6 separate regions of the Homo sapiens genome follow, and regions 2, 3, 4, 5 and 6 are each linked to region 1. Evidence: chromatin loops called from intact Hi-C (ENCODE). Cell type or tissue: endothelial cell of umbilical vein. All regions are shown on one strand. Links, peaks and the distances in the headings refer to the core of each region. The heading gives the core; the rest is flanking DNA. Region 1 holds the start of MYRIP (myosin VIIA and Rab interacting protein). Region 2 has its middle 61 kb from the start of MYRIP. Region 3 has its middle 100 kb from the start of MYRIP. Region 4 has its middle 74 kb from the start of MOBP. Region 5 has its middle 170 kb from the start of MOBP. Region 6 has its middle 52 kb from the start of MYRIP.

The links. A loop is a pair of places that touch in the nucleus more often than their neighbours do. Peaks named below come from ENCODE experiments on the same cell type or tissue, not always from the same donor. Only the 100,000 strongest peaks of a DNase experiment are listed, where the experiment ranks them.
Region 2: it touches region 1 in a loop (4-fold over the local background); 2 of 110 quality-filtered maps call a loop at or near these places.
Region 3: a loop joins it to region 1, with 7 times the contacts of the local background. A loop is called at or near these places in 3 of 110 quality-filtered maps.
Region 4: a loop joins it to region 1, with 5 times the contacts of the local background. A loop is called at or near these places in 7 of 110 quality-filtered maps.
Region 5: it touches region 1 in a loop (7-fold over the local background); 3 of 110 quality-filtered maps call a loop at or near these places.
Region 6: a loop joins it to region 1, with 4 times the contacts of the local background. A loop is called at or near these places in 2 of 110 quality-filtered maps.

What each region holds. Positions count from the first base shown.
Region 1 is chr3:39,806,556-39,811,884 of GRCh38, forward strand. It overlaps MYRIP (myosin VIIA and Rab interacting protein), which reads left to right and starts at 3,054. Exons shown (of 17, transcript NM_015460.4): 1 at 3,054-3,361. In endothelial cell of umbilical vein, for the core only: no CTCF peak of the experiment used is centred there; DNase peaks (open chromatin) are centred at 2,446, 3,036 and 4,326; H3K4me3 peaks cover 2,512 bases.
Region 2 is chr3:39,745,663-39,750,991 of GRCh38, forward strand. No RefSeq gene overlaps it. Among named protein-coding and RNA genes, the nearest start is that of MYRIP, 61 kb to the right of the region's middle. In endothelial cell of umbilical vein, for the core only: no CTCF peak of the experiment used is centred there; a DNase peak (open chromatin) is centred at 2,529; H3K27ac peaks cover 1,852 bases.
Region 3 is chr3:39,705,031-39,710,359 of GRCh38, forward strand. No RefSeq gene overlaps it. Among named protein-coding and RNA genes, the nearest start is that of MYRIP, 100 kb to the right of the region's middle. In endothelial cell of umbilical vein, for the core only: a CTCF peak has its summit at 2,470 (motif pointing right); a DNase peak (open chromatin) is centred at 2,511.
Region 4 is chr3:39,538,712-39,544,040 of GRCh38, forward strand. No RefSeq gene overlaps it. Among named protein-coding and RNA genes, the nearest start is that of MOBP, 74 kb to the left of the region's middle. In endothelial cell of umbilical vein, for the core only: a CTCF peak has its summit at 3,302 (motif pointing right); a DNase peak (open chromatin) is centred at 3,490; H3K27ac peaks cover 309 bases.
Region 5 is chr3:39,635,561-39,640,889 of GRCh38, forward strand. No RefSeq gene overlaps it. Among named protein-coding and RNA genes, the nearest start is that of MOBP, 170 kb to the left of the region's middle. RefSeq lists enhancers at 3,661-4,160, 3,839-3,983 and a cis regulatory region at 3,906-3,916. In endothelial cell of umbilical vein, for the core only: a CTCF peak has its summit at 2,420 (motif pointing right); DNase peaks (open chromatin) are centred at 2,451, 3,021, 3,941 and 4,521; H3K27ac peaks cover 2,941 bases.
Region 6 is chr3:39,754,750-39,760,078 of GRCh38, forward strand. No RefSeq gene overlaps it. Among named protein-coding and RNA genes, the nearest start is that of MYRIP, 52 kb to the right of the region's middle. In endothelial cell of umbilical vein, for the core only: no CTCF peak of the experiment used is centred there; a DNase peak (open chromatin) is centred at 2,702; H3K27ac peaks cover 1,512 bases.

The DNA.
Region 1 (5,329 bases), core at 834-4,833:
GTAACTAAGAGTTCTTGAGACCTCTTAAATAAGTTATAATAAATCCTGTTCAGTAGAATATCATATAGCTGGAAGAAAAGAAGGAAGGAAGGAGGGAGGGAAGGAGGGAGGAAGGGAGGAAGAAAGGAAGAAGAGACGGAGGGAGGGAGAGAGGGAAGGGAGGGAGGAAGGAAGAAGGGGAAACTCCTTATAATGATAGCGAATGATTACATGATACATTGTTTAGGGGAAAGGCCAATCGACTTGTTATTATAATTTGCACTTATTGATTACAACAATTCAGAACAATGAACACCATTTAACATAAGTTTATTTTGTCTGTCCAGATGGATTATCAACTCCTGAACATTCTTATCCTATTTTTTCTCCCCTCCATAGCAATCAACAGGCTCACAGTACTGTTTTTTATTGGACTCTGCTCCCTGAGGTAAAATCATGTTGAAAACCTAGTTTCAAACAAATGTTTTTATGAAATGTTTCACTGGCAGGACTTGGTTTCACAATCAAGAATCTATTGGTCTGACAAAAATAAACCAAAAAATGGGCAAAGGATATGAACATAGAGTTTAAAAGGAAATACAAGTGTCTCATAAACATATGCAAAATGTTCTACCTCACTTTTAATAAGATAATAGCAAGTCAAGCTATCGAGACCATTTTATATAATTGGCAAAGATCTGCAAGTTGGATAATGTACTGTGTAAAGGGATATGTCAGTGTATCAGAAAAGTATCAGTCAGGTACAACTAGAAAAACAGAAACCACTTGGAATATTTGAAATGGGGGGAAGTTAAAACATAGAGTTGGTTACCCGGAGGATGTGAGAGGCTGAAAGACTCCCAGGAAACAGTGAGACCACTGGAGATTAGCAACAGTAGGACATCCTGTTACCTCCAGGCCAAAGGGACAAGAGGGGGAGATGTTGCCAGAACCCAGGGAGCTGAGCCCATACTGAGCCTGTCCTACTGGACTTGGGACCACCCAGGAGGAGTAGCTGCTGCCCTAGACACCCTTCTGTTCCCACCACTCAAGCTGAAAGGGAAGAATGGGAAACACCCTGGCTTCTCCCTTTCTCCCTCCTATTCTCCTACTGCTGAGTCCCATCGGCCAATTGATAGGGGAGTCTGGGAAATGAAGCCCCCCATGAAGCAGAGTCGGAAGGACTAGGAATGGATATGAGAGCTAACAGGCTCAGAACCATCAGAGGGGTGGGTGTGTGAAATATGCACTCACATACCTTGTGTGAGATCATGAGTTTATATCTCTATGAAGGGCATTTGACATTATCCAAATTACAAATGCACATCACCGTTGACCCCATGATCCAGTTGTACAGATTTATTCTTCATATGTACCCCCACACGTACACAGTTACATAGGAACAAAGTTATTCATGCATAATTGTTATTAACAGTGATAGATTGGAGACCATTTAAATGCCCATAATTGGGGGCCCTTACATAAATTTTGGCATATCTTATTCAATGGAATATCATACAGCTGTAAAATAACAAGAAAAAGTTTTTGGTAATGATATGGAATGACTCCACGATAATATCTTGTTAAGGGAAAAGATCAAAATGTAAAACAATGTGCATAGTTTGTACAACAAAAATAAAAATAAGAGCATTAGACAAATATGTTTGTGTATATGTCAATTTCCTTGAGGGAGGTACACACTGGTTGCCCCCAGGAAGAGGAATTGAGAGACAAGGGTGGGAGGGAGTCTTGTTAACTGTGTTCCATTTGTAGTTTTAGAATTTTGTGCCACATGAATGCTAATCAAGCACAGCTAAATAAAATTTAAATTTAATGTAAACAAAAGAGAAACAAACTAACTTCCTTCCACTTTACCAGTTTGTAGACATTAAAATCCCTTTAAAGGAGGGAATCGAATCTTTAAAGAAATTAACTCCTTTACCTTCCGAGTTCCTTTCTTTAAGGTTTTGTCTTGTTTTGTTTTGTTTTCTGCTGTGGACTGATCAGCAAACAAGCCATTTATTTCTACTGCGCACATTTACACGGAGAGAACAGCCTCAACCCACCGGCTTGAGAGGATTTCCAGGGATTCAGAAATCGCCAGTGTAACTCCATAAATGCTTTATTTTCATGGAGCGACTTCCACCCTGCAGCTAAAATTGACAAAGTGTTTTCACAGCCGAGTTGTTGGGGCTGAGGCAGTGGGTCTCAGGAAGATCCCTGGCTTAATGGATGCAAACGCACAATGAAGTCCCGGCCTGGAGTGGAACCTTTCAACTCCCAGTCATTCTTCCAGGACCGGGAACTCCTGGCACGAGCCCGAAAGCGTTCCTCACTTGCAGCAGTCTTTGGGAGTCTTTCTGACAGCGCGGGCTCACTAACCCGGCGGTTCCGCAGCTGTGTTTGGGAGACTTGGGGGCGCATTAGCCTGGACAGCTCCCTGATCGGTAACCCCTTTGATGTGTGTTGAATGAATGAGCGTCGTTAGCGTAGTAGTAAATTTATGGGAGAATTAAAGCAATCCAGATAGGGGTCACTACGGAGACTTTAATTACCCAGGGACTGTGAAGTGGGGAAGAGCTGTCTGTGGAGGAGCGCCACACCATGTCTTAGATTCAGGCAGGCCCCGGATTCTGGTGACCCATTACTCTACGGTCACTGAGGGTCCGGGCCCCCAGGACTCAGAGGCAGGAGACAGGAAAAGCCTGACTTAGAATCGGGGAAGGACCTGGAGTCGCACATGGGGGCTCCCGAACCGCGGCCCCAATACTGCACTGCGCCGCAGGGAAGAGCCCCGGGAGGGGCGCGGGTCCCCGCCCCGGGCGCGCGCAGCCCTGCCCCGCCTCCTCCCGGTGCGCCCCGCCCCTCCCGGCGCGTGCCGCCCGCGCGCCCGAGGTGCTCTGGAGGAACCGGCCCGGCGGGCACCCCCTGCCCCGGCGCAGGCGCGATCGCGGGCCGCCCCTCCCGCCGGGCGCCCTGCACGCGCCCCCGCCCCGCCTCCGCAGGCTCCCCCGCTCCGGGCGCCTCTGATTGGCTCTCGGCCGGGCCAGCAGGTGTCGGCGGTGGCTGCGGCCAGGCTGGCCCTGGCTGCCTGCGGCGCGGGCGCCTCCCTCGCAGCCGCTGCTGCCGACGCCGCTGCGCTCCCGCCTCCTGTCGGTTCCCGGGTTCCCGCTGCGGCTGCGGTTCTGGCAGCCGAGCCCCCGCGGTGCTGCAGCCCAGCTTTAGCGCGCAGACCGACCCGCGCCCCTTCTTCGCCGCCGGCAGCCTCTAATCCACGCGGCGCGTTGCGGCAGGTGCCCTGGGCGTACTGAGGCGCGGTGGCCTGAGCCCGGCCGCCATCGATGACCCCGGTCGCGGACTTGCTTCAGGCTGGCCACCCCCCGTGAGTACCGTCCGCCTCCCTCTTCTCCCCTCTGGCAGCTTTGCGCCACTCTCCCCTCAACGTTGCCGCAACTTCGGGGGTGGGTGTGTGAAGGTGTGGAGGTGTCTCTCACGCTCCCCCGCACCCTGTGCGCGTCCGGAGCCAGGAACCCTAGGCGCGGCCAGTCAGCCTCTGCGGAGGGGCGAGGGGCGCGGGTACTTGAACTTGCTCAGGGATCATCGCGGAGCCAGAATCGCCTCTTTCTCTCGCTGCTGGGGTGGGAGCTCGCCTCTGCGTTTCCCTCGCGTTTTCCGATCCCGGATGGCCACGTAGTGCTTGGGCTGCGGTTCACCGCGTACCTACTGTGCTGCGGGCGCACCGGCGGGACGCCTCAAACCATCCGTTAAGCGCCCCGCAAGCAGCCCAGCGCGACGGACCTGACTCAAACTCTTAATTCTGTAAAACGGGGGTAATCAGGGACTCTCTCAAGGTCACAGCTGGTGCTCAGAGTTAGAACACAGGTGGATTGCGTCTGGCCCTCGCCCGCGGGCTGCCTGGGGAGGGGAGAGCTGTTGGCGGGGCGGTCACTTCAGCTTCATCCCGGGTTCCTCCTCATACTCCCTTTCCGCCACAGCCGCCAGACTTGAAGAGGTAGGGAGCCAATCCCAGGGGGCTCTACATAGATTTGGAGGTAACGGCGGAGGATCTTCCTGATGGACGCGTGGAGCGGAAAGATTCAGTGGTGGGAACCCCAAGACCTGCGGCTTTTTGGAGCACTTGCTCCCCTTCTTGTTCCTTAATTTACTGACGTCTTGGCAGGGTAGGGGAATTTGTTCTTATATCCGTCCTGCTCCTCTTTTCTTTTGCCAAATAAGCACCGTCCCCAAGGATAAGTACGTATCCCAAAACTCTTAAATGCACACACTGGTTTGGGCCTAGGGACTTCCTAAGAGAAGCGAGTACGCTGTGGGCTTGGTTCGCTAACGTTGGCTCCTATCCGCTCCTAGAAAATGCCTTGAGTCTGGCTTCATTTCCATGCTCTCCATCTCCCCGACCATGATCTCGATTTGTTGATTTTCTTGACACTTACTCAGGGGAGGAAGACTGAGACTGGGGGCTGGCCAGTCTTGGGGTATGCAAATGATGTCGGGTGTGATTCTTTTACTCCAGGTCCTTTGAGGTGGCTCCAGTGGGGCCGCCTGTGGTGTTGTGGGCGCTTCTCAGAGCTCTGGGCTGGGGAGAGCGTCACCTAGCCTCTCTTGCCATTATCACCTTGTCCCTTCAACTCAGCCTCCCCCACCCCAACTCTGAAACTCAGCCATGAGATCAATACTTAGTTTTGTGATGACTGACCAGCATCTTTGAACCTGAACTTTTTCATTTATAAAATGAAATAATCCCCGCCGCCTTTCAATCTTCCCAAGGAACTTGGAGTTCATAGGATATGATAAATGTGAAAATGCACTGGGGTTTTATTAAAAAGTCGAAGGAAGATGGTTCAAGGCATCTGGGTCTACGGTGGAAATGGAGGTAATTTAAAAAATTTTACAGCAATATCTGGGACCCTATTTGCAGATTTCAAAATCTTTTTAGAGAAATTTAGTTTCCCAAGACTTTGAAGATACTGCTTTCCATCTTCCTGCTCACGTTCCTTTGCCTGGCCATGGGCAGCTGCGTCTCTCCTAATTACCCACCACTACCTCCATCTGCGAGCTGTCTCTGTGGGCCAGAAGCTGTGTCTGTGGGACTGTTTCTGGAGAGTGGGGGGAGGCTGTGTGTGTGTGTGTTGTCTCTGAGGAGTCAAAGTGTGTCTCTGTAGAGATGGTGTGTATCTCTTGGTGGCGCAGTGTTCTGTGTGGTCTGGGTTTCGTTTGTCTGCGTGTATGGTGGTAGAAGGGAGAGTTATCCGGCTGCAGAATTTGTTCACTTTTGAGAAAGTGAAGTGTTAGCCATACTCAGCTCAGTCATTTAAACTAGCGGTAGCATAGA
Region 2 (5,329 bases), core at 922-4,921, 61 kb before region 1:
GACAGCATTATAACTTTAATGTGAAGACACATGATTTAATAAATAATTTGTGTATTGGGGAATGGTTCAGAATTTGAAATTAGAATGACTCCAGGAAATCTCAGAATCAGACTACTCCAGCTAAAATGTATGGAAGAGTTTTTTTCTCTTCTTCTAAGAAACCAGTGGCATGATGAATATTTCTGGATTCCAAGGCATCCCCCTGACCAATAAAGGGCAAAGGCAGATAAATAGATTAAGTCACTCTCCAGCCTTCTTGAGAAATGGGAAGAGGTTGTTGGCATTGGACCACAAGTGGAAGAAAACCAATATGAAGTTTGCGTGACATCAGGAACCATATTTGGGAAAATCAGCAACCATGGCTAAGAGTGAAATAGACATAAGGAGAAAAGATACTAGCAAAAAGACATCTTTCACAGGGAGGATCAAAGTGAATGGTATAGTGGAATTCCATGCCCACGAGCAGGTCAGGGACTGAATGAGGTCTCATGTGGTGAAGCGAGTGTGTTTTACAAGCTTATGCCACCTAGAAGTTTCCAGTGGCTATTTTCAAACTCCATGCCTAATGTTCAATATATGTATAATGTAATATTTCTGTTAGCAAACTGAACTGGGGTCCACTTGCCTGACACAGTAAGGCAAACATCCATACTGAGGTTTGCAGCAGGAGAAAGATGGATGTTTATTTGCAAGGTATCAAGTAAGGAGAATCAGGCGGCTCAGCTTTAAGACCCAACTTCTCCAATGGCTTACAGATAAGGGTTTTTAAAGGCAGGGAGGCAGGGATTACAGGCAAAGTCAGAAATCAATACATGGAGATTATACATTGGTTTGACCTAAAATGGCAGGACATCTTGAAGCAGGGCACATAGGTCATGGGAGGATTCAAAGATTTTCTGCTTCGTAATTGGTTACGGAGGTGAAGCTTTGTCTAAAAATTAGGGGTCAGCAGAAAGGAATGTTAGCTCTGGCCCATGGGTATGACTTCCTCCATGAAGAAATTTAGAACAAAAAATGGTCAGAGTTCAGTCCTCAGTTGCCCCTTATCTGAGGTCTGTGTGCCAGTGGATCCATTTGGTGGGGATCTGGGTTTCTGAAAACAACTCAGCAGTATATGTTGAAATGTTTTCTTTTGTTTCTATAGGGAATCTACCATCTTGTGAATCTAAACTCCTCAGCTATTGTTTTAAACTATTATTACCTTTTTCTTATTAAGTTGCTCATTTATTTCTCAGGGATCGCTGGGTGCCTGGAATTTTCCTTGAAGGAACTAAAGATTTTCCTTTCTTCTATGATTGGAGGGCCCAGAGGTCCCTGCGGGGGGGAGGTCCCTGCTCCATCTCATTCTCTGTTATTTAAATTGTGCTTGTCAAATGTTTTAAATAATTTTTGAAATATTGGAAAAGGAGATTGTGGTACCTGGCAATGTTTAATAAAAATCAGCAGTGTTTTCTTTATCCTCTTATTTCCTAGAGTAACATTCAGTTTATCCACTTTTTAATGTAGCACAATTCTGCCCATACCCAGGTCCCTGGGTCATCCCTCTTTCCATGGAGAAGATCCTGTTGCCTAACCATTGAGTTATATTTCTTCCAACAAGTGACATTTAGGAATATTGAGAGTTATTTTTTGTGTTCATTCTTGGGATAAAGAATACCATATATTAGGCTAGTAATATAAATGTTTGGGTTGCCTATTCTAGATACCCTTCATGGAGCCATTGGGTTCATTCCAATGCGATGTGAGTATTGGCTGCTAATGGCTCCCAGATGTTCCTGTCCACTGAGAAGAATTTCTTTTGGCCAAGGCAACTTCACTCTGGAAATGGCTGAAAGTTACGTCTTCTCCTCAGAAGTAGCTCATGGCCAATGACTAATATACGATCTAAGTACTGAGTTGTTAAAAGAGGAGAAGGCTGAGAAGGAGGATACAGAAAATAGCAAAATGGCTGTTTCTTCCCCAGGGGCCATCCTTTATAGCTTAGCCAAATGGCCCACCTTTGATCATTCTTCTCCCCAAAGGAATGAAGTGTAACATTTACATCAATGTCCACCTCCACAATGGGTAGAAGGCAAGGCAATGGGCTGAGCAGGAGACATAGAATCTAAAAGCTGAAAAACCCTGGAAAGGGTAAGAAAAGTAATTTCTTGGGGGGAGGGGGGACAACTGGCAGCAAGAATTATGGAGACTGCATTGGAGCACACAATGCTCCTTGGGAAGTCCAAGGTTAGAGATTCAATACTTAAAAATGCATCTGGAACCATTGCAGAAGCAGAACTAAAATTAGCTGCAATTGATAATAAGAATTCTTACATAAAAATAACAATAGTAAAAATTAACAATAGCTACTGTTGATTGAGCACCTGCCAAATGTGAGGTTCAGTGCCAGATTATTTACATTTATTCATCATTATCCCTGCAACAAATATGGAAGGCTGGACTGAGCCAATGCCCATCTCTTTTCACAAGGCCAGCTTGCCTCCTATTCCATGACAAACACCTGCAGGAAAGAATAGAGTGGAATGGGCAGAACAAAAGAGAAATGGAACCTAGAGTATCATTTCCTCCTCCTTAGTGCACATGCCTGGCATGTGCAGCCAATAATTAGTCACTCAATAAATATTTGAAAAGGAAATGAACAACTAGAAGTTTAGATAACAAACTTTAATGGTTAATTTTGGATGGTGGGGCCGGGAGCTACATTTTCCTTGGTGTTTTCCCCAAGCTTTCTGCATTAAATTTATACTTATGTAAATTGTAAAACTCTGAGCATATATAACTATATGCCAACATTGAAATATTTTGAAAATTATGATCACTTTAATTCCTAAATGAAGAGGTTTTGTTTGTTTGTTTCTTGTATACATAAGGCTTTCCTGTATATCACTTAGGCCTTAACTTTTTTGTACACACAGATTCTGGGTTGCAGAAATGCCTCCTAAAACATCTACTTTTGGCACCAACTACAGCAGGGTGCCATTGTGAAAACCACTCTGAATCCCAAATTGAGGGCTGCTGCAGCCTTTTCCAGGGGAAGAGGACTGCTGTTTAGGGCACCTCGTCTCCTGATCTCCTGATCTTTTGAAAAGGGGCTTCTATTTTTGTTTATGGACATGCAGATGTCTTTAAAAGAGAAAGAGTCCTAAACATCTCTTTTAAATCACTGACCCATGTTTCTTAATAGCCAGCAATGAACAAGGGAATTCCCAGCAAATGTGATGGTAGTCACATCCAAAAATTAGAAAGCTAAGGCATCTACTTAGATTAAAATATGCCTGGGTGTCGGCCCTGTTTTCTGTGGTAGTAATATATTTTCTGTCCTCATGACTCAGCCTGTAATAGCCAGTAATGAAGTAAATAATTCCCAGCAAATGTGACAGCAGTCAGATTGAAAAATTAGTAAGCTAAGACATCTACTTTGTTTATAATATACCTGAGTGTCATGGCTCAGTTTCCTGGAATCACCCCCAGAAATTCTACCCTTACGTTGGATAAATGAAAATGCTCTGGAATGTCACTTTTTGTTCCCCAGCAAACCACTCTCTGACAAGCAATTGGTCCTCTGCCAGGTGACCTTGACCCAAAAGCTGAACCATGCTTCCACTGTTCATAGATGAAGAAACTGAGGCTCAGAGAACTTCTGCCAGGGAGCACAGCTCGTTGAGAGCAAGTCTGAAATAAGTGACCAGGTTTCCTGATTGTCTTCTCCTATTTCTGTGGTAGCCATGGAAGAGGAGTTGGTCCTGGCTCTTCTGGAAACTTCTGAGTCCAGAAGTCACTCTACACTCTTCTCTCATTGGACCCTCTTCATCCACACACCAACACCTTCCTCCTTGAAGCATTCAACCTGTGGCCCACCTTTCCTGGTAGCTGCCCTCCCTCCCCAGTCCTCAGCTGATGTCTCTCCTGCCTGCTCATAGGAGTTGGAGGTACTCCCTCCTGTACCTCCTTTGGTACCCCACAGAGCTCCAGGGCCAGCCCAGCCCTTTGGAGACCACTTTTCTCTGATCCTCCATCCTGCAGGTAGTGTCTTTGTTTGAGCCTCCTCCTCTCAGGGTGAATGCTTTTTTCAGCTGTAGTTTAATGAATCTCAAACCAGGCTCTGGATGAGTTGCTTCAGTCAGGAGCTTAGAAACAACACATCTCCTAACACTTGCTGCTTGCCATGTTCTCAGCCATTCCCTTTTGACAAGATAACATTTTAGTTTACATTTTTTTGCCATCATTATAGTTTTGGGATCCTGCCCCTTTAGGCATCTCTTTTTTTTGGGGGGATGGAGTCTGGCTCTGTTGCCCAGGCTGGAGTGCAATGGCGTGATCTCAGCTCACTACAACCTCTGCCTCCTGGGTTCAAGGGATTCTCCTGCCTCAGCCTCCCAAGTAGTTGGGAATACAGAAGCCAGCCACCACACCTGGCTAATTTTTGTATTTTTAGTAGAGACAGGGTTTCACCACGTTGGTCGGGCTGGTCTCGATCTCCTGACCTCAGGTGATCCGCCTGCCTCGGCCTCCCAAAGTGCTGGGATTACAGGCATGAGCCACTGTCTTGGCCCCCTTAGGCCTCTTTTGATATCCTATCTCTATGATATGCCAGCCCCCTTTTCCTGTAAGCTTGGGCCCCTCACTTGCTGGGCCTCCTGGAGAAGGGATTCCTGCCTCTGACCTGACCCTGCCACTTTCTGGTCTGTATTAGGTTGAACCACATTATTCATATTTCTTTTTACCTATAGTAACATCAATTTCATTTGGTTTTACCTAATATAGGGAAGTCCTACATGAATACCAAGACATCAGGCATTGTAGAATTGTAATGTTGAAATTTGAAAGAAAGGTTGATATATTCCAGATAGTATACTTTTAGTTTTAGAGGGCTTGACTTTTCTAGCCACATACATACCATGTATAGTCATACATCCTCATGTATATATGAGTGTGTGTGTGTAAACATGTTTGTCTTTATACTTGTTTTATTTTATTTTCACTGACTACCCTTTAAAATGGAAACAACTCTAAAGATGAAGCCAAGGCCCTAGGTCCTGTACTCTCAGCAGACACAGAGGGCTCTCATTCACAACTGTGCCCTCCATGGGTAGATTCCAGCAAGGACCACAGTCTTCTGTGTCCTGAAGTGGGCCCAGCAACGTCATTCTGCAATAGGCCTGGTTTCCTGCCAAGGTCGTAGTCAAGCTCCAGAATACAGGAGCCACCACTTCTGTCTGCTTAGGAGGAAGGTGTGGTTCAGTCACCACAGGACGTCTCAAAAGTGGGGCTGGAGCAATTTGCAATTAGACATTCTCATTTGCATTTTTCTTACTAACAGCTATTTACA
Region 3 (5,329 bases), core at 812-4,811, 100 kb before region 1:
AACAGGGAATGGCTGTCCCAGATGGTAAAGAGAATTTGGGGGGGCATTAACAAGGTCTGCTATACCTTCCCTCTATTGAAAGCTGCTAAGAGAGTGGGACATAAATTTCTGGGAGAGACATAAGAAGCCATGTATTTCATGTTACTACAAAGTTAATAAAACAGGACATTCAGGACCCCTACCCTTGAGTGCTCTAAAGATAGATATGTGTTTGGAGAATTTTCCTTGAACATACCCAATCCCTCCTTCTTGGATTTCCCATGAAAAGAGTTGTTCCCCTTTTCTACAAAATTGGGGCTATCATAAATTCCTTATTCTTGCCTCCCAAAGAATTAACCCAGAGGAAGTTAAACTTCTTATATAAGCATAGTCAGAGGACTGTTCTTACTGAGGACCTCTGGAGCCCCCACAAAAAAGCTGACTATCCTCCCACACCCATCTCACAACCTTTTTAGCCACAGTAACATAGACTATCTAGGTAGCTTGCTATAAATTGTAACTAGAGCTGAACTTCCTGATGAGTCATGTATCAACTCTCTCTCCCTCTTTCTTTTAGTTTAATTTTATTTGAATACAAGTAATGTGCTTAGACAGATTTAAAGGTCAGTATCCCCAGAGAGTAGTCTTCCACTCTCCTTTCTGAGATGCGTATGTCTGACCATCAGTATTTCAGTATCAGATAGTGAATGAGGCCCACAAAGTTTCATCATCCAGAATGGAGGCCAATTTTCTCTGCACAACATCTCACCTCAGCTATGCAAGGCTTTCCAGAAAGTAATTCTCCTTTTCTCTTGCCAGGACACCACTGATTTCCCTGCAGTAGGGGAGCTGATGGATAGATTCTACCAGCTATTAAACTATCACTGTATCTTTTTTTTTCACATTCACCCAACAGAGACCTTCACTTCTTTAGAAGTAATTCGTGTTTCTAATTCATGTGTCTTCTTTGGGTTCTGGGGTCACAGTTCACACATGTTTCTTGTTGCCTTTACCATCTCCAGCACCAGGTTTATGCTTTACCTGGTTAGCTAAGTCAGTTATCAGGTAACCGTTTCACTTTTGGCCTTTTGAAATTTATGGAAATTTGTAAAATCTCCAGATTTTTGTTGTTGTTGTTGTTTTGTTTTGTTTTCTTTTTTGAGATGGAGTCTCGCTGTCACTCAGGCTGGAGTGTGGTGGCGCAATCTTGGCTCACTGCAACCTCTGCTTCCCAGATTCAAGAGATCCTCCCACCTCAGCCTTCGAGTAGCTGGGATTACAGATGCCCACCACCACGCTCGGCTAATTTTTGTATTTTTAGTGGAGATGGTGTTTCACCATGTTGGCCAGGCTGGTCTTGAACTCCTGGCCTCAAGTGATCCACTCATCTTGGCCTCCCAGAGTGCTGGAATTACAGGCAGGAGCCACCGTGCCCGGCCTGTTTTTTTGTTTTTGAATCGGAGTCTCGCTCTATCGCCCAGGCTGGAGTAGAGTGACGGGATCTCAGCTCACTGCAACCTCCGCCTCCCAGGTTCAAGCGATTCTCCTGCCTCAGTCTCCTGAGCAGCTGGGATTACAGGCGCAGGCCACCATACCCAGCTAATTTTTGTATTTTTAGTAGAGACGGGGTTTCACCATATTGGCCAGGCTGATCTCAAACTCCTGAGCTCAAGTGATCCACCCACCTCGGCCTCCCAAAGTGCTGGGATTACAGGCGTGAGCCACCACGCCGGCCTAATCTCCAGTTTTGACTAATCTCCTATTCTTCTTTTTATAAGTTGGTGGTCTTCCTATTTTTTAACTCTCACCTTTATGAGGTTTGTGAGGGGTAGATATATACATTTGGATTCAGCCTGCTGTATTTTTGGTTCAGCCTTTTCAGAAGTTTGTCTACTAATTGACCTTTCTCTGTAGACCCCTTACTCACTTCCATAATAACTATCAAGACAGCCTGAGGTGGATTGCAGAAAAGATATGACTTTTAAAAGTTTTACTTCTAAACAAAAACCCAGGGAGAATGGGGCCAGGGGGGGAGGCAAAATCTGAAATGGGAAAATGTCAACTAATTTCCACCATACTCTTGCTCTATCCAAACAAGTTGCATTTTTTCCTGGTGCGCTAGAAAGATTGCTGAGGCTGACAGTGCCACTTCTCCAAATGCTAGGAACCAAACTTTAAATTGGCTCTTCCAAAATCTATTAAATGGGGTCTTCTAGACTTTCTGATTTGCAAAGATAGGCTATAAAAGATTGCTTCTGTTAATTTGTGTTGTGAGCATTGTTGACCTCATCCTTAAGTTCACAGGGAGCTTATTCAGTCATATAGATAATCTGTCCCTTCTTGGTGGTCATCAAAAAACACACAAGTTCTGAAAAAGAGCATCTTTTTTACTGTACTTGCCCGGGTTCAGGGTCCAGATTACAATATTTTTTGAAAATATGGTCCTATTTCCAACTTGGTTTCTTTCTTATTCTGAAGTGTGATCCCATATATGGCCATTAGGGGGTGCAAGAATTGTAATACACATAAGGCCCTCCTAAAGAATGCCACTCAGATCTTTTCTGCTTAACGGGCAAAGTGGACCTTTTTCTTTTCAGAAAAATTTCGGAAAAAATGTTCAAACAACCCTACCTTTAAAAATTTTGTACAGATCACCAAACACAAAGGATAAAAAATGGAAAAACGACTTAATGGCTAGACTACTGGTCCATGTTTCAAAATGAAACCCATTGATTCATACATTCAACAAATATTTATTAAGCACCTACACACCAGGCACTGAGCCAGATGTCAGAGATTCAGCAACAAGCGCCCAATCATGCATGACTTCCAGGCTCCCAATCACATTCTCATATTTCCTACCTATGAGAATTCTGAATTTACTCAGACTTTCTGCAAATGACACCAGGATATTTATACTTTAGGGGAATTGTTGACTAAAGATTAGTAGAGAATCCTTTTATCTTAACTGGGTTAACAAGATTAACTAACAGATTTCTTTAAGAAGGTCATAAGGACAAGGTTTAGAAAGTTAGAGATATCCATCAGAAGAGGTTTTAGACCAAATTCAACACCTTTCTACGCAAGATACCATTGGGTAAAACTTTAATGTTACCCTTCATTGTTTATTGGTTCTGGGCTGGTGATGTATCCATCCTTTAGTTGTTTCAAAGGGCAATCATATATGGGGGTCACCCTCCACTCCAATATTAGGAGGGAAAAATAAAAAGTTTATCCACCATGAAGCGCCATTGGTACAAACCTGTCAGTGCTTCTTCCCCAAAGTAACCTACATCCCTCTTATGTCCAAGATGATGGATAATGATAACATCAAATTGCAGCTTCTCTTTCTTCACTTAAGGCTTTTTCTACTCTCTAAAGAAATATTTCAAATTAGCAGCAAAAAGTTATGTGCAAGAATATCACATTCATTCATTCATTCATTCACTGTCTTCCTTTGTGGTAATATAAAATAATCTCAAGGAAGTTGAGCAACCTAGGTATTTCTTTACCTTCCTTTCCTTTTGACAGTTTACCATCCCATATTTTACCAGATCAAGAATGTGTTAGCATGTGGCAAATGGTCAGGAAGTCCTTTGGGCTTAATAAGAAAAGACTATACAGGATATAAGATATATGCTCATCTTTGTATTGGCTTTGGTGTGAAATATGGTCACCAACAATTCTTGAGCAGTATTTCTCATTAATCCAACCACTGGGAAGAAGTGGATTTATTTCTCAGCCACAATGCAAAAATAACTGTAAATAAATAAATAGATGGATAGATAAATAGGTTAGAGGACCCACTTGAATTAGATGCTACTTCTGGGACAAGCAAATATGACTAGAGGGTGGAGTCATGAGAGGATATTGGATGGGAACTGCATGGCAGAGGGGGAGGAACAGTTCTCAGAAACAGGGGCATGTTTCCAAAAGAATGGCCATGCTGTGAAGACAAAGCAATAGGTGTACACTGTGGATGCTGTCCTTTTTTACTTTCAAATTAATTCCAGCTTTTAAATATGGAGTTAATTTAGAAATGGTTGATAAGGAAAAGAACTTTGACTTTTTCTGATTCAATAAAAGCAGGTAAAAACTTTCAAGAATGGATACTGTTTAAAACTGTACTAAGAAATTTTTGGAATCATCCCAGATAGAGTGCAATAAAAAGTAAAATATCATCAAATATCACAGATCCCAAGAAGCTTCAAAAATGAATCTTTCATCTAACATAAATTAAACTTAGCGCAATTCCTGGCGAAAGCCACTCTTTCCCTGACCCTATAAAATATCTAATTTCCAACTTTTCCACTTTGATATCTAAGGGCTAGCAGCAACAGAATAGGAGCTTATTTTTAATTGCTTCATGTATAGAAAGAAGGGTGATCTCTAGAGAAACATAGTTTGAAAGTGTCTGAATTTAGCACCTTTAAATTATCAGTGGCAAACAGCAGAATCTGCATCTGGCAGGGGAAAGATTTTCAAGTACGAAATTGAATTTAGTTCCTGCAGACTGCAAAAGCCCTAAATATAAAACTTTGGGAGAGGCATAAAAGTAGTTGTGTCTAATTTGCTTAAAGGAATCGGTTTTTGCTTTGATTGTATAAGAAGATCCATCCTTTAATTAACAATGTGAGGAGGAATTTTAAAATATTTTGATTTCACATTCAAAGTTAAATTAAAATAGTTTAATTCATATTTTTAAAGATTAGAGATAGATTTTACTTGTTAAAGATTGTTGCATAATACCTACTTAGAAAATTTTTTTTACTGAGGCTTGGCATACATCTCAAGCATAGGGCTCAGTGAATTTTCACACATGTGTATATCTGTGTGACCACCACCTAGATCAAGATATAGAACATCTCCAGCATTACAGAAGGCCTTAGTATACTCCTATATGGTCAATTCCTACTCCTACACAGGACCCCAGAAATAACTACTTTTCCAACTTTTATGACCATTTGGATTTTATCAAAATATAATAATTTAACATATTTTTAAAATGTCTGGCTTTTTGGGGTGCTCAGTATTATTTCTCTTATATTCATCTCTGTTGTTTCATGCAGCAGTGATTTATTTGTTCTCATTGCTCTATATTATTTCATTCAGGCCATTTCAGGGTTTGCATGGTACCACACTGTATGAATATAAAACATTTTAATTATCCAACTACTATCTTTTGATAGATGTATGCATTTATTTCTCTTAGATATTCCCCTAGTCATAGAATTGATGAACTATTGGATAGGCAAATGTTTTGGTTTACCACATAATGCCAGCCAATTATCCAACATGATTGTACAAATCACACTGAAGGAAGAAATAAGAGTTCTCATTGTTTCACATT
Region 4 (5,329 bases), core at 889-4,888, 270 kb before region 1:
GAACAAAAGAAGACCTGAACAAATGAAAAGATATATTTATTGATAGAAATATTGACATCATAAAGATGTAAATCCTACCTTTGTGAAGTTATTCCTTCTATTTGATTCCAATAATAGAGGTAAATATGCCTTAGCAAAATAAAATTGCTACATTTTATTTATGGTGGCAGTGTAAGTTGATACAGTCATTATTGAGAGATTTTGGCTATAACAATTAAAATTACAAATACATATGGATTCATCAACTGCACTTTGTATTCATCAGTTACATTTTTGGGAAATCTGTATGTACAAGATATTCATTACAAGATGTTTGAAATAGCAAAAGACTGAAAATAACCCAAATGTTCATCAATAGGAATCTGGTTAAATGAAGTACAAAAAAAAAAAAAAAAAGAAAAAGAAAATCTCCAGAAATAAATAAAATTAAAGCAAATATAAAACACCACAAAAGATAATTGTCAGCCAGGCACAGCGGCTCACGCCTGTAATCCCAGCACTTTGGGAGGCCAAGGCAGGTGGATCACAAGGTCAGGAGTTTGAGACCAGCCTGGCCAACATGGGGAAACCCTGTCTCTACAGGTGTAGTGGTGGATGCCTGTAATCCCAGCTATGAATGTGATTTCAAAAACAGTGAAATGTACTGACATTTGCTGATTACCATAACCTTAGTAGCCAAGTGTGATTTGGAAGAGAAATATTAGAAACTAAAAGATCCCTTAGTAAATGAACATTGAGGAGATATATATATATATATATACACACACATATATATACATATATATATACGCATATATATATATATATAAAATCTCCCAAAATAAAGCTAGATTTATTTACAGGTTGCAAATGAAATCATAAAAACTGAATATTATCTTACAAAGGCTTTCTTTTTTATATTATAAAGCAGGATTCTAAGAGCAACTACCCAAAGCCATAGACATCATTGCTGGGAGCATTCAGAACAAGTGAAGACCTAGAGCACACAAATGCGAAAGAAAACAGCCCTATCCTGCTCCTGCTGCTTGGAACATGTGTGATGTCCCTGTATCCCAGGGAGGATACGTAATCTTCTTCTTGGTATTCCAGCTATATGTGCAGCTCTTACACCATTCTCAGGTAGATGAAGTGAAGGGAACAGCTATTTAGGGTACTGAGATGATAGGATACCTCTAGTCCTAACCCTTCAGCTTATTTGGTTATTTCTGCAGATTATGTAGCATGAGGCTCCTAATCTACTTCCTATGGGCTGTGAACTTTCCATTTTTTTTTTTAATCAATAGTGGGCAACTTTCAGGGTGGTGCTGAGACTATGTGGGCTTTAGAAGCGAGAGGTTGAGGGACTGGTCTCAGCACCATCACTTTCAGCTGTGAGATGTTGAACACATCACTTAACTGATGTGACCCTCAGTTTCCTCTTCTGTGTAATGAAAACATTCTCTGCTCAAAAGGATGGTTTGAAGAATTAGAAGTAATGAATGTAAGATGCTTAGCACAGGCCCTGACATCTAGTAGGTACACAACAAATGATAACCAGATAATTATTTATGCATTCATTAATTTATATAACAATGTTTATAGAGCACCTGCTCTGTGGAAGGGCTTTGGAGGGCAAAGATTACTAAGATATGCCTCTTGACATATCTTACTAATATGAAATGACATTTAGTGATATGACTCAAGGGCATGAAGCTACTTTGTGGCATGACTGAAGTGCACACCTCCCCCCTTTCCCATTCCACCAGCTTTGGAATGGGAAAATTTCATTTTAGTTGGGGAAATATAACAACAGTTTCACACAGACTGTTGAGATCCAATCCCCTATTTGTACAGTGGTGGGGTACATTCAATGTCCATCCAATGGGAGAAAGTCATTTGTTTGAAACAAAAATCCCAGCTTTCAGCCTCAGATTATTTACATTCTACTCTAGTCTATTTTGCCAAGTCAGCTAGAAAATAGCCATTGGGTAGCACCTTTTGAATTGAAGATCATCAATAGCCTTTGTGGTTAGAGAAATAACTGGTTAGACGTGCTGTCTTGCTGGATTGTGGCACAGAATGACTCAGAGTGATATTGTGGTTGTAATGAAAAAGGCAAAATGTTAGAAGCAGTTACAATCTGTGGGTATTAGATTATGAATCTGTGTGTTAAGCTTAGGATATTTGCTCTATCTTTCAGAATTGCTGTGAGGATAAAATCAAAGGTGATGGTAAATGTGAAATGTAAAATGCAATACCAGTAGAGTAGATATTACTTTTATTGAATACATTTACTATTTTATATCATTGTATATGACACTTTTTAAGATCAGTGATCAAAGATCTAAATTTTTTTTGTTCTTCACTGTCAGGGTGACTTGACAACTAATTAGTTGAAACCATCCATAATGGTAGATAGACTGAAGCTGCACGAACTACCGTATACTCTTACTGACTGTAATAGCAGGATCTAAACATTAAAAAAAATTTATGTTTTCTTTAAACTCCTTGAAAGCAAGTGTATTAGTTAGGGGTCTCCAGAGAAACAGAACCAATTGGACGTGTGCATATGTGTGTGTGTGTGTGTGTGTGTGTGTGTGTGGAGAGAGAGAGAGAGAGATTTATTAAAAGGAATTGGTTCATATGATTTTGAATGTGAAGTTTCAAGATCTGCATTTGGCAAGCTAGAGACCCAGGAAAGCCAATGGTGTAGTTCTAGTCGGAATCTGAAGGCCTGAGAACCGGAAGAGTTGATGGTGTCAGTTCTGGTCCAAAAGCCAGTAGTCTTGAGACCCCAAAAAAGACGATGTTTCAGTTCCAGTTAAAAGGTAGCTGATGTCTTAGTTCAAGGCAGTCAGGCTGGACGAGTTCTCTCTTGTTTTCAGGATCGTCAACTCTTTTGTTCTAGTTTGGCCTTCAACTGATGAAATGAGGCCCATCCACATTAGGACAATCTGCTCTGCTCAGTCTATAGACTCAAATGCTAATCTCATCCAGAAACTTCCTCATAAAAACACCCAGAAAAATGTTTCACCAAATTTCTGGGCACCCCATGACCCAGTCAAGTTCACATGTAAAATTAACCACATCAATTAAGTTTTATTTTCACTTCTACTGATGTGATTTTTCAGAGGTGGGAATACTATGATTTTTCTAGAAACTATAGACTGAGTGAGATACAAATGGTCCACTTGTAAAGATCAATAATGACCCATGAAGCAGTAAAAACAATAAAAAAATAGCCCTTTCTAGTTTTAAATGAACAACGGTTATTTTATTTCCCTAAGGATTTGCTGTCAAAATAAACAGCCATTAGAGGGAGCTCTGGTTGCAGTTTAAAAACAAAATTAACCTCTGTGAATTGACAATGTTTACTTGGAATGCCAAGTGTCCGTGTTTTAATAGAGACACAGAAATTATTTTCTTTAAACCAAAAAGTATGAAGTATCCTTTAACAACACCATTTTGTATATCTGAACTCAGTAGAAACCAAATGTGCTTCGTGGAATACAAGAGCTGAATGATACAGAGACAAAGCTGGTGGAAGGCAAAAGGCAGGGGTGTGCATTTCAGCCACGCCACGAAAGTGGCTTCATGCCCTTGAGTCAATTGCTTGCTCTCTCTCCTAGTCTATTTCCTCTCCAGAACAATGAAGGTAACAGAGATTAGAATTTATCACATTGGAGCCCGCGGACATTTCCTAGGGACTGGAGAATTCTAGGAGAATTTAAAAATTTTTTAATTTTCTTTTTTCAAAGGCAACCATCTTGAGAATGTTACATTCTCAAAAGCTGATGGTCCGAAAAGGATTATTTTAACCATATTCTCAGTCATGTGGATAATATACTCAAAACCAGCACCTGCCATGAGGTTTCAGGGCTGTGCTGGCATTTGTGTTGACAGTTATATTGGTACCAAGTGATCCCTGTCTTGAAGTGACAGCATTGAAGTTTTAATGTGTTGCTAAGTCTTTCTGGCTGACATTAGGTTGGTGTTGTCAAAATGACAACAGTTGACTTATCATTACCATTGTACTCATAAAGACAAATTTTCTCTTCAGCAGGGATAACATGCAACTGAAAGCATTGTTACAGAATAAGGTTTTAGAAACAAGTCATTTTGCAAACTGAGGTTCTGATTTGACGTAATGAAAATTACTGCAGTGGAAGAATGTACTTGGTGCTTTCATTTCCTGGGCTTGAGAAGGGAACAGAACAATAATGCATAACTAGTAATTCGCACGTGCAAATGAAAGCTGCATGACAATATAGTGTGCCGAATAAGCCACGCTGTGGTGGTTTGGAAAGAGAAAAGAGGTAGTAGATTGAGCCCTCACCTAAATGATGGACAAGCTGAACTCGAAAGACCTGGATCACAGCAGGCAGAAATATACCAATGGAAAGTAAAAGGCTTGTGCAGATCCTGTTTGTGTGCTATCAACTCCAAACAGTTTAGCAGCAGTAGCTGTGAAGATTTTTCAATACATTCTCATTATTTCTGACTGTACAGTTTTATTGATTTGTTCATCGTAATAATGGATCATTGTTAAATGAAAAAAATAGCAATGACTCAGCATGCTTAAAAATAAAAATAAGGTAGGTCAACAAGTAAAAAACCAAAACAAAGCAAAACCCCAGCAAATTCATCTTTGTATTATTAAATCAACACCAAGCTTTCAATTTTAGCAAAACGGCACTATCCATTACATTATACTTGTTAATTTGAATTAAAACAGTTTTGTAGTTTTGCCTCTGGACAATCACTCTGAAAATACATCATATCCAGGGGAAGGGGCTAGTCAGGCGTTTCACTTCAAGGCTTTTTGTAGGCCACTGAGCAGAAAGAGTGTTAAGACCACAGAGCAGGCACTTCCTGAGGCCAGCTGGACTCTTAATGGGCTACAAAAAGCCTTAAAGTGAGACACTTGACTAGCTCCCCTAATGATAAAACTTTTTAGAACCTGCTAAATGCTAGAAAAAGAGGAAATACTGGGGTCAGCAAGAAAGTTCTACAAAATGGTTAATCCATTTACAGATCACTGGGAATGGTTTGTGTTATGCTAACTTGGCAGTCTGGTATTTTTTTGCGAAAGTACATGATTCCGTAGACAACAGTGGAAGATGTTTTGTGGGCAGACATAGCTTTGTGCTCCTTTTGCTAGCTTAGCCTTAACTCAACAAAGTCTTGATACACACAGACATATTAAGAAAAGGATATGCAGGAAGGTGTTAAGCAAAACCTTTGAATTAGAGAAAAAGCTTTGCACCCCTCCCCCACTCTCAAGTGTGGTCATGGTTTGAGACTGAAAATGAGAGGACAAGTGTAGTGGGCCACAGTTTACTGGGACTTC
Region 5 (5,329 bases), core at 560-4,559, 170 kb before region 1:
GCCTGTGGTCATTACTCTCTGGAGTAATTACCCTTCCACTACAAAGCTATAAAGTTCCACGCAGAGGAGGAGGAAGCAGGAAAGCCACACAGCCAGCCAGCTATAACCACTTAGAAACACTTTTATCCTTATGAAGTCAAGAGGCTCCAGCTGATAGAGCAAAGTGATGTCTCAATCTTTTCTCAAAGAGCACACTGGGACCAGGCTTTTACATATCACCCTTTTGTGGCCCATGTACTTGGATTCACATATTCCTCAGTATGTTCATGCCACTCAGCTGCTTCCCCAAATGTTTTCTCAGCTCAGACCTTCCAGAGCTGAAGACAGCATCTCACATTTGAAAATCCCAAAGTCTTGCCTAAATTTAACAAACTAGAATGATGGCTCAGACCATGCAGGGCAAATAAAGACAAAAAATATGTAATAGGTAGGCAGTGATATTCTTGGCTGGGCGAGGTGGCTCATGCCTGTATCCCAGCATGTTGGGAGGCAGAGTGGGTGGACTGCTTGAGCTCAGGAGTTTGAGACCAGCCTGGGCAACATAGTGAAACCCATTATCTATACAAAATACAAAAATTAGCTGGGTATGGTGGGGTGAACCTGTAAACCCAGCTACTCAGGAGGCTGAGGTGGGAGGATCACTTGATCCCCAGAGGTTGCAGTGAGTTATGATTGCACCACTGCACTCCAGCCTGGGCAACACTGCGAGACTTTGTCTCAAAAATAACATAAAATAATAAAACCCTAATTAGACCAATGTATATCTGGCTAGTCAAAGCACGTTGCCTCAAGATTACTTGTTATTAAATACTTGTAGGCAAAATCACTAATTTAACAAATATTAATTGAGGTCTAATTTCCTTCAAGGTCCTTTTCTAGGTGCTGAGGATACAGTGGGAATGAAATGAACAGTTTCTCTCCCCTAAATGGCTTTGCATTTTAGTGCAAAAGATATAAAATAAACAATGACCATCTCTGTCTGTTTGTCCCTCTCTCTTTCTGTCTAAATCTATGTATCATGTATGTATGTATGTATGTATGTATGTATGTATCTATCTATCTATCTATCTATCTATCTATCATCTCACACAGTTAGTAGGAATCATTAGTATAAAGTGGAGAAATTCTAAATTTGGGTTGTCCAGTATGGTAGCCACTGGTCATATGGGGCTATTTAAATACACATTTAAATTTATTAAAATAAAAATTTTAAAAATTCAGTTCCTTAGTCTCATTAGCCATTTCAGTTGTTTAATAGCCATATGTGGTTAGTGCTTACTATACTGGATAGTGCAGCTATAAAACAATTCTATCATCACAGAAAGTTCTGAACGGCACTGCCCCAGCTTAGCTGTCTGCATGGCTAATTTCATTCTCCTTTAATATTAAGCCATGCTGATTATATTAGTCAGGGATCTTCAGAGAAATAGATCCAATAGTGTGTGTGTGTGTGTGTGTGTGTGTGTGTGTGTGTGTGTGTGTGTGTAAGATTTATTATAAAAGTATTGGCTCAGGTAATTATACAGGCTGAAAAAATCCCAAGATCCCAGGATGAGTCCAGTCTGGAAACCCAGGAGAACCAGTGTTGTAGTTCTAGTTGGATTCTGAAAGCCTGAGAACCATGAAACTCAATGGTGTGGTTCCAGTCTGAAGGCCAGCAGGGTTGAAGGCCATGAAGAGCCAATTTTTCAGTTTGAAAGCCGAAAAAAGCTGATGTCCCAGTATGACGGCTGTCAGGCAGGAAGGATTTTGTCTTACTTGGAGGATGGGCAGTCTTTTTGTTCATTTCAGGGCTTCAACAGATTGGATGAGGCCCACCCACATTAGGGAGAGCAATCTGCTTTACTCTACTGCCCATCCCTGCCCCAAATCACACAAATACCTAGAATAAAGTCTGATCAAATCTCTGAGCACCGGATGACCCAGTCAAGTTGACACATAAAATTCACTATCACCCCAACCTTAGTTACTTAACTTAGTTAATACTTAGTTAATATTAACACTAGTGATTGTGACATTTGGAAGCAGCATAAGTACACACCCCATCAGTCTAGCTACTAAAATTTCACCTGTGATTTCATTTCCTCTCCAAAATGGTAAATTCTGAAGTCAGAGGGAAGGAGCAGCTTACACTTCAACTTGTATCAAATGAAATTTTAGAGCATTTTCTTGGGCCAATATTGAGTTTGGATTTGTGGTGATATGACATGAGTTCAAATCCCAGCCTTGACACTTGCTAGCTGTACCACATTGAGCACATGATTTAAGATCCCTGAATCTTACTTTTCTCACCTGTAAAACAGGATGACAACATCTCCCTCACTGTTGCTGTAAAATATAAATGAAAAAAATGTGAAAGAGTGTTTGAAAGATGTGAGTCATGCCAAGGCCTCTACAATGTGACTTCAAAATGAGAGATCATTTCATTGTGTGCCTCCAGAGGGCACAAGATGCACTTTCTTCATTTTGATTTCCTCCAGTGCACCTGCTACATGATAGACATTGAAGACACATTGAATGACGAAACATATGCATGAATTTGGGGCCCAACTAATTATGAGCTTTTAAAAAGTAGATAACATATTTTGTCTTCCTATGCTTAACATAATGCCATATTCACATATTAAGCTTCTCTGGGAAACACAATCTATACTCTCACACAACACTTCTGATATCAGATATCAAGCAATTCTCTAACTCTCCAAACACCAACTGAATATCCTACAATTTAACTCAATTCTTACACTATCTACCTGGAGTTAGGTTCAGATCCCACAAGTTAAGGGCTTAATCCTACAAGACTGCCCACTTCAGATGCCAATCACGAGTCTGGGCCTCCAGTGCTTCTGACAGAGCAGCTATAAATCACACGTTCCCATGACCCTCTCCTTAGTTTTGATGACTTGTTAGAATGGCTCACGGAACTCGGGGAAACACATCACTTATGTTTCCTGCTTTATTATAAAGAAAACAAAAGAGCCAGATGGAAGAGGTGCATAGGGCAGGGTATTGAGGCGGGTGGAGTGGAGCTTCCACGCCTTATCTGAGTGTGCCACCCTCCCAGAACCTCCACCTATTCAGAAACCCAGAAGCTCATCAAATCAAATCTTGTTGTTCAAGAGTTTTGTTTTTTTTTTTATAGAGTTTAATCTCCAGGCCTCCTTACCCCTTCCCAGAGGTAGGTGGGTGGGGCTGAAAGTTCCAACCCTTTAACTCTTAGTCTTTCTGGTATCCAGCCCCCATCTTGAAGCTATCTAGAGACCCCAACCTAAGTACCTCCATTAACATAAATTCGAGTGTGATCAAAAGGGGCTCCTTATGGATAACAAGACACTCTTATCACTCAGGAAATTCCAGGGGTTTTAGGATCTCTGTGACAGGAGCCTGGGATAAAGATGAACTATATTTTATATTATACTACAGTTTCCAAAAATGTTTTATAATATATTATCAAAGTTTGAAATTCAAAAAAAGAGTTTGTTCATAAGCAGCTTAACTCTAGGAGATTGACTACTTTATACAAATATAAAACCATTAGATGCTCAATTTTATGTCATTCCTCTTAGTGTGTCAGAGATTAAAATTACATTTAATAGCTTTTTGTTATTTTCACACCATCCAGCCACATTTTCAGTTCAATAATTCACCCACTACTGCAGTCATTACATCTCACTTGGGAGGAGAGAATAATTCTGTTTCACTCAAAAAGGGCACATTGGTCTATTTTGTCTCCTCCAATATCACCTATAAAATAGTTTCTGATTTTCTATTTTTCAGCTTAATGTGACCTTTCTCTGTAATGAATAAAAATATATTCATCAACTGATCTCGGTGAATTTTCTTTCTGATAACAAATGCCATGACTCTATGAAGAGACTTCCTCATTATCTTAATAAAAGGAAAAGGGCTGAGTCACAGTGGTGTATGATTCATTGACTTAGCAGGCCAGTGAGTCAGTTGGGCCCTGACTAGAGATTGTAAGTATGACAAAGGGGGCAGGCAGATTTCTGCTTCATGAGTTGCCACTATGGAACAGGGGAGCAGGTCAATGAATAGGACCAGGGAATGGAAGCTCTGTTGCTTACAGAGATACTTGGACCTCTGCAGAGCAGCCAATGAAATCAAGAGGGCTTTCACCAGGATAGCCAAAAGGCTAAGAAGCAGGCGAGGGAAGTTTTGCAGAAACAGCAGAAGCATGAATCTGTCTGATGCGGGCTTGTTTGTGAAATCTGGAAATAAAAGCAGCACAATTTCTATTTTATTGGTACAATAGAATACTTATTAACACGTTTTCAACAAAGTGTTTATAAAAATGAAAATACCTGTTTTTAAGAGATGGTAAGGCAAGAAATACAATTGGGTTCAAGAAAACTAGAGGGATGGAAAATATTAGTAAGCACTTACTATGTGGTGTACTGCATATATCATTCTATTTAATCTTCAACACTCATGAGAATTATGATGAAGCTTATGTGTTGGGCAGGAAGTGATAAAATGACATTGCCCTTTTTAACGATAGTGCTCAGTAAAGTGTCCTATAACTGTAGAAACATGGGACCCATTGCCAAGCAGAAAAGAGTTGTTATCTTACTTACACAGTTAGCCAGAGTGCAAATGAGCACAGCTTTCTTGGAGCACAATTCAATAATATTCAAATTTGCCTTTGGTGTCTGCAAAATGTGGATGAGCACAAAAATATCACAAGGATATCTTTTATGACGCTATTAATAACAGAAAAAATAGAAATGACTTGATTCTATAATAAGAGGAAATTAAATAAAGTAAAAGCAGTGCAATAAATATAATAAAATGCTATTAAATCATTTAAAATGGTTATGTAGAAAAATAATGACATGGTGAAATAATGTTCACAATACATTGTTGGAAAAAAGTAACAAAATATGTGTGTAACATAACACAGCATAATAGGTAGAATCTCCTCATCATCTACGTAATTCTAAAGCCCATGGCTTTTAAAAATACATCAAATAGAATGTTTTCAGAGTCTCACTCTGTCGCCTAGGTTGAATTGCAGTGGCATGATCTCAGCTCACTGCAACCTCCACCTCCCAAGTTCAAGTGATTCTCGTGCCTCAGCCTCCCAAGTAGCTGAGACTATAGGGTGCATGCCACCACACCCAGCTACTTTTTGAATTTTTAGCAGAGACAGGGTTTCCCCATGTTGGCCAGGCTGATCTCAAACTCCTGACCTCAAGTGATCCCCCCACCTCAGCCCCTCAAATTGCTGGGATTGATTACAGGTGTGAGCCACAGCACCTGGCATCAAATAGAATTTCCATTACAATTTCTTGTCTCATCTCCAGTATCA
Region 6 (5,329 bases), core at 648-4,647, 52 kb before region 1:
TATTCCGAAACCAATACTTTTGTTCTACTTTGCAACTCAAATTTAATACTCAGCAGGCATCTGGGTGGGGTGCAGCTTCCTATAGAGGTGAGGAGAACCCAATAAATGCAGCTAAACAAGGGACACTGATCACCTATTCGTCAACATAATTAATGATAAGTAAATAATAAATTACACTTGGGAAATTACTATATACACACTATGCATGCCACTTAATCTTCAGAATAACAGTTCTCAATCCTGGTAGCACATTAGAATTACTTGAGGAGCTTTTAAACATAAGCTTGGCCTGTTATGTTTAACAGTTCTCCAGCTTGCCCCACCCTGGATCAATTATATTAGAGCAGAGTTGGAATACAACAATATCAAGATATTTTAAAATCTCCCCAGTTGATTGTAATGAACAGCCAGGATTAAGAACAATTGCTTAGAACAATTTAGCTTGCATAGAATGCCCTGGAGTGTTTCTGGGCTTGGATTTCTGGGCTTCACTTTCAGAATTTATGATTCTGTAGATCCGGAGTGGGGACCACAATTTTGCATTTCTAACAAGTCCTCAAGGGTATTAGTCCATTTTCACACTGTTACAAAGAACTACCTGAGACTGGGTAATTTATAAACAAAAAAGGTTTAATTGACTCACAGTTATGTATGGCTAGGGAAGCCCCAGGAAACTTGCAATCATGACAGAAGGCAAAGGAGAAGCAAGCACCTTCTTCACAAGGTGGCAGAAGAGAGAGAGAGAGAGAGAAAGAGAACTGCCAGTTTTAAGCCATCAGATCTAGTGAGAACTTCCTCACTATCATGAGAACAACATGAGGGAAACAGCTTGCGTGGTCCAATCCCCTCCCACCAGGTCTCTCCCTTGATCCATGGGGATTACAATTCGAGATGAGATTTATGTGGGGACACAGAGCCAAACCATATCACCAAGTAACACTGATGCTGCTTGTCTCAGGGACCTCAGTTTGTGAACCATTGATTTAAAACAACTTTAAGGATGGTGTTATATAGTGATTACCATTTTATATATAAGGCTTTGTGATGACCAAGCCAGAACTTGCACTCAGGTCTATGATCCATGCTTTTTAAGCCTTGCTCTATTTGCTTCATCTTGTACACAAGTTGATCAGGCCTGACTTTGTTTGCCAAATACTTCACTGAAAAGCAACTACAGCAGGTTTCCAGCACTGTGTGAAAGTCTGCCTGGTGGGCTACATTAAGTCAGTTCCAAATTCTTGCCTAGTGGCAAGATGAAAGGTGCACTAGAGATTACAAAGCTAATTTAGCTTCATTAATCAAGATAACATTAATTGCTCCAATCTTCTTAAAGAAGGTCTGCTGATGCATACTAAAATATTTCATCCAAGACAACTCAAAGAACCTTCCTCCAGGGCCTGTGCTCTGAGAGGAAAAGCTCTTCTGGAATGGACTCAGCTGTTTGTATTGCCTGCCTATGTAACTAGGATGGTCCTTAGAAAGCACAATTCTTGTTCCAGAAGATCCCTGGGGGAGACCTCAGGTGGTGCAATGAAGGGGGCTTTGGCCTATGTGGAATTCAGGGATGGCCTTTCATGTTGATTTAAGTCTTGTGTAAAAGTCAGAAGTTAAAGCCGAAGGGCATTGTAAATATATATAACTTTTGTCAATTAAAAAATAAATTAAATTTTTTGAAAAAGAATGAAAGCCAAAGGATACCATAAGCAAATCAATTACAAATTGTTTTCTACAGCATTTTTTTATTGCCATGGAGATGAATTTTGAGAGCTCAAGCACCCAAGTGATTGTACTTTCAACTTTAATCAAATTTTCATTTGACTTCCTCCAAGATTCTTGGAGGAGGCTGACCTGTTTATGCACTCCTCCTCCCATATCCTCTCTTCATGTGGCTCTCTCCTTATAATAGTGGTTGTATTAGTTCATTTTCATGCTGCTGATAAAGATATACCTGAGACTGGGAAGAAAAAGGTTTAATTGGACTTGCAGTTCCACATGGCTGGGGAGGTCTCAGAATCATGGCGAGAGGTGAAAGGAACTTCTTACATGGTGGCGGCAAGAGAAAAATGAGAGAGAGGCAAAAGCAGAACCCCCCTGATAAACCCATCAGATCTCGTGAGACTTATTCACTATCACTTGAATAGCACAAAAAAGACCAGCCCCATGATTCAATTACCTCCCCCTGGGTCCCTCCCGCAACATGGGGGAATTCTGGGAGATACAATTCAAGTTGCGATTTGGGTGAGGACACAGCCAAACCATATCAGTGGTCATTTCATTTAGAAGAGGGTTATGGAGCTGGGATATCCTAGGTTAAGATTATTTCCCTGTTCTGCTTTCTCCCTTTCATCTTCTCTGGCTCTATGATCTTTTTTTCAGGCCCAAACACACCAACAAGCTAAGAGTAAACATAGGAGACTGGATTACGTAGATTCTCAAAAAGCAGAGCCCAGGTGGGTTGTCATGCAAGTGATTAAGGGAGAGATTAATTTCTGTGAGAGTGAGGAAAGCAGGCAGGACAAGGAAAGAAGCTGGGCAGACATGTGAGTTCAGCTGAAGTCTAACCTCACCTTAATCCCATGGTGGGGAATCTGAAGCATGAAGTACATCGCAGAGTTGTTCCTTCCTAAGGCAAGGGGGCCAGCCTTTTGTACCCTGTATCAGTTACTGATTGGCTGTAGGCCATTGACAGGAAGGGCATAATATCCCAAGCATTTCCAGAAGTGGTGTCCTATAGGTCATTGACAGGAAGTGTGTAATATCCCAGGCATTTTCAGAAGTGGTGTCCAGTAAGCCAAGGTGGCAAGTCTCCGGATAGAGGGGCAACTGTCCAACACTCCCAGTAGCTGGGTGATGCCTGCCAGATAAAGGGGACCAACAGCATCTACTACAGGAACTTTGCAGAAGCAAGGAGACTCTTCCCCCATGTAAGTGTAACAAGGGCAACTGGGAGGTAGCTGATGTTTTCCTTCTGTGGCCTTTCTTCAGGGCTGCTCAGGGCCCTTGGTTGGCTTTTCCTCTTCTCTGTACACATGTCTCTTCTGAAGCCTTTAGGTATGTGAACAACATTTTTTATTTTAAGTGTCTGCCTCCACATCAAGACCAAAAGCTCCTTAAGAACTGGGACCCTGGGCCAGGCATGGTGGCTCACGCTTGTAATCCCAGCACTTTGGGAGGCCGAGGTGGGCAGATCACCTGAGGTCGGGAGTTCGAGATCAGCCTGACCAACATGGAGAAACCCTGTCTCTACTAAAAATACAAAATTAGCTGGACATGGTGGCACATGCCTGTAATTCCAGCTACTCGGGAGGCTGAGGCAGCAGAATCGCTTGAACCGGGGAGGCAGAGGTTGTGGTAAGCCGAGATCACGCCATTGCATTCCAGCCTGGGCAACAAGAGTGAAACTCCGTCTCAAAAAAATAAAAGAGCTGACCCACTCATCTCTGCATCCCAAGACCTAGGGCAGCACCGGGCACATGTAGGAGCCCTCTAGTTTGTTATTTGTAAGACCCAAAGCTTTCCTATGCCCTCCTTTTCCTTAACGTTTTGCAGTCTAGTCCCATCTAGGCCACTTTCAATAAAAAAGACAACAATCAAGACCTTTACATTATGATTTCTGATGCTTGGTAAGTGTCTTAATGTAATTGCAACTGTGCAGAAATGAAATAAAGACATATAGTTCTCTCCAAATAGATGAAAACACACAGGAAGCTTAGTCATTCTTGAACTCTTTTTGGTCCAAAGAAAGACCCACTTAATGGCTCTTTAAAGCAAGAGGCAAAAACGTGCACTGAAATAAGAGAGGGACTTGGACCATTATTCAAGGTACTAACTGGCACATTCAGAAATAGCATTTTGCATAGTGGAGTTAACAAGCTCCGTAAGGAATAAACTAAATAAATAAATAAACTAAATAAATAAGCTAACAAGGAATAAAAAACAGAATAGCTTTGGGATAGAAGTTCATTTCACAAAGCTGGTAATCTGTAAGTAGATATCACTATAGCATTATTATGATATGCAGAAATTAAAGTATATTCCAAAGTATCTTCCAAAACAGCATCATCCAGTTAAACTAAAACTCTTTCCTTCCTATTTGTAACCATGTAAAGTTATCATCACAACACAGTACGAGCAAGAAAATAGCTTGCACGAAAATGAAGCAAATATTTCAAAGGAAGCATGAATTAGATCAAGATGGTCAAGATGGGAGATTAAATACATGGTTTTGCCTAAAATTTTTAAAAAATTACACAAAGTAGCAAAATAAATTTGTTTGAGTGAAAATAGCTCCATCTATACAGTGTTTAAAAAAGGATTATGTGAGTATTGGAGGGGAATTCTCCCAGCTGCTTAGCCACTGTGACCATCTCTTCTAATATACATGACTGGTGAAAGTTGGGTGATTTGCCTAATTCTAGCACCATTTTCATTGTCTAGCGGGCCTTCCTCCAAAGACAAAAATTCCTCTTTGTTCCTGCCCTGAACAGGTACCATGGCATCCTCAATAGCTAGTGCACTGGACTACAAAGAAAACTCTCCCTAGGTGGTGAGTAGAGGAAGAGAGCTGCAGTTGAGGGAAATTTATAAACGGAATTTCTAAGGGATATAATTGGGGTAGGGAGCACTCAACAAGCCATGGAAGGATAATTCCTTTTTTAAAAAAGTTATTATTATTAGAGCTCCTGAGGCTTTGACCCAAGGATTGGCCCTTGAAAGAAAGCATGTGTTTCCTTTTCTTCCTTCAACATGACCACTCTTCTCCATCCAGTCCCTGATGTGGGCAGCATAACTAAGTCATTATTCTAAATTCTGACCCACAGCTTTAAATCTAGTGAAAAAGCTCCTTGATCCTGGTAATCTGTCTAGTTTGGGGCATGGATTGGAAGGTGGTACATTACTGGGAATATGTGAAAGGTTGAATCAGAGACTACATACTAGATGTCATTGGACACTTGGAACAGAACCCCGCCTAACTTTTTAATGAAATGTGGTCCACCTGACTGCTTCTGCCTCCAGCTTTTTATGACTGAGTCATTTGAATGCTTTCCTACCTGATGTCTTCCAAGAGAGGTCTTCCTTCCATACACTTAAGGGTACATGAACTGTGTTCATCTACATGTTTTTGGAAAAATCTAAACCATCTGGTAAACACATCTAGGTTTCTTTAGTTAATTTTTTTTTTTGATGGAGTTTTGCTCTGTCACCCAGGCTGGAGAGCAGTGGCATGATTTTGGCTCACTGCAACCTCTGTCTCCTAGGTTCAAGCGATTCTCCTGCCTCAGCCTCCCTAGTAGCTGGGATTAAAGGTGCCCACCACCACACCCAGCTG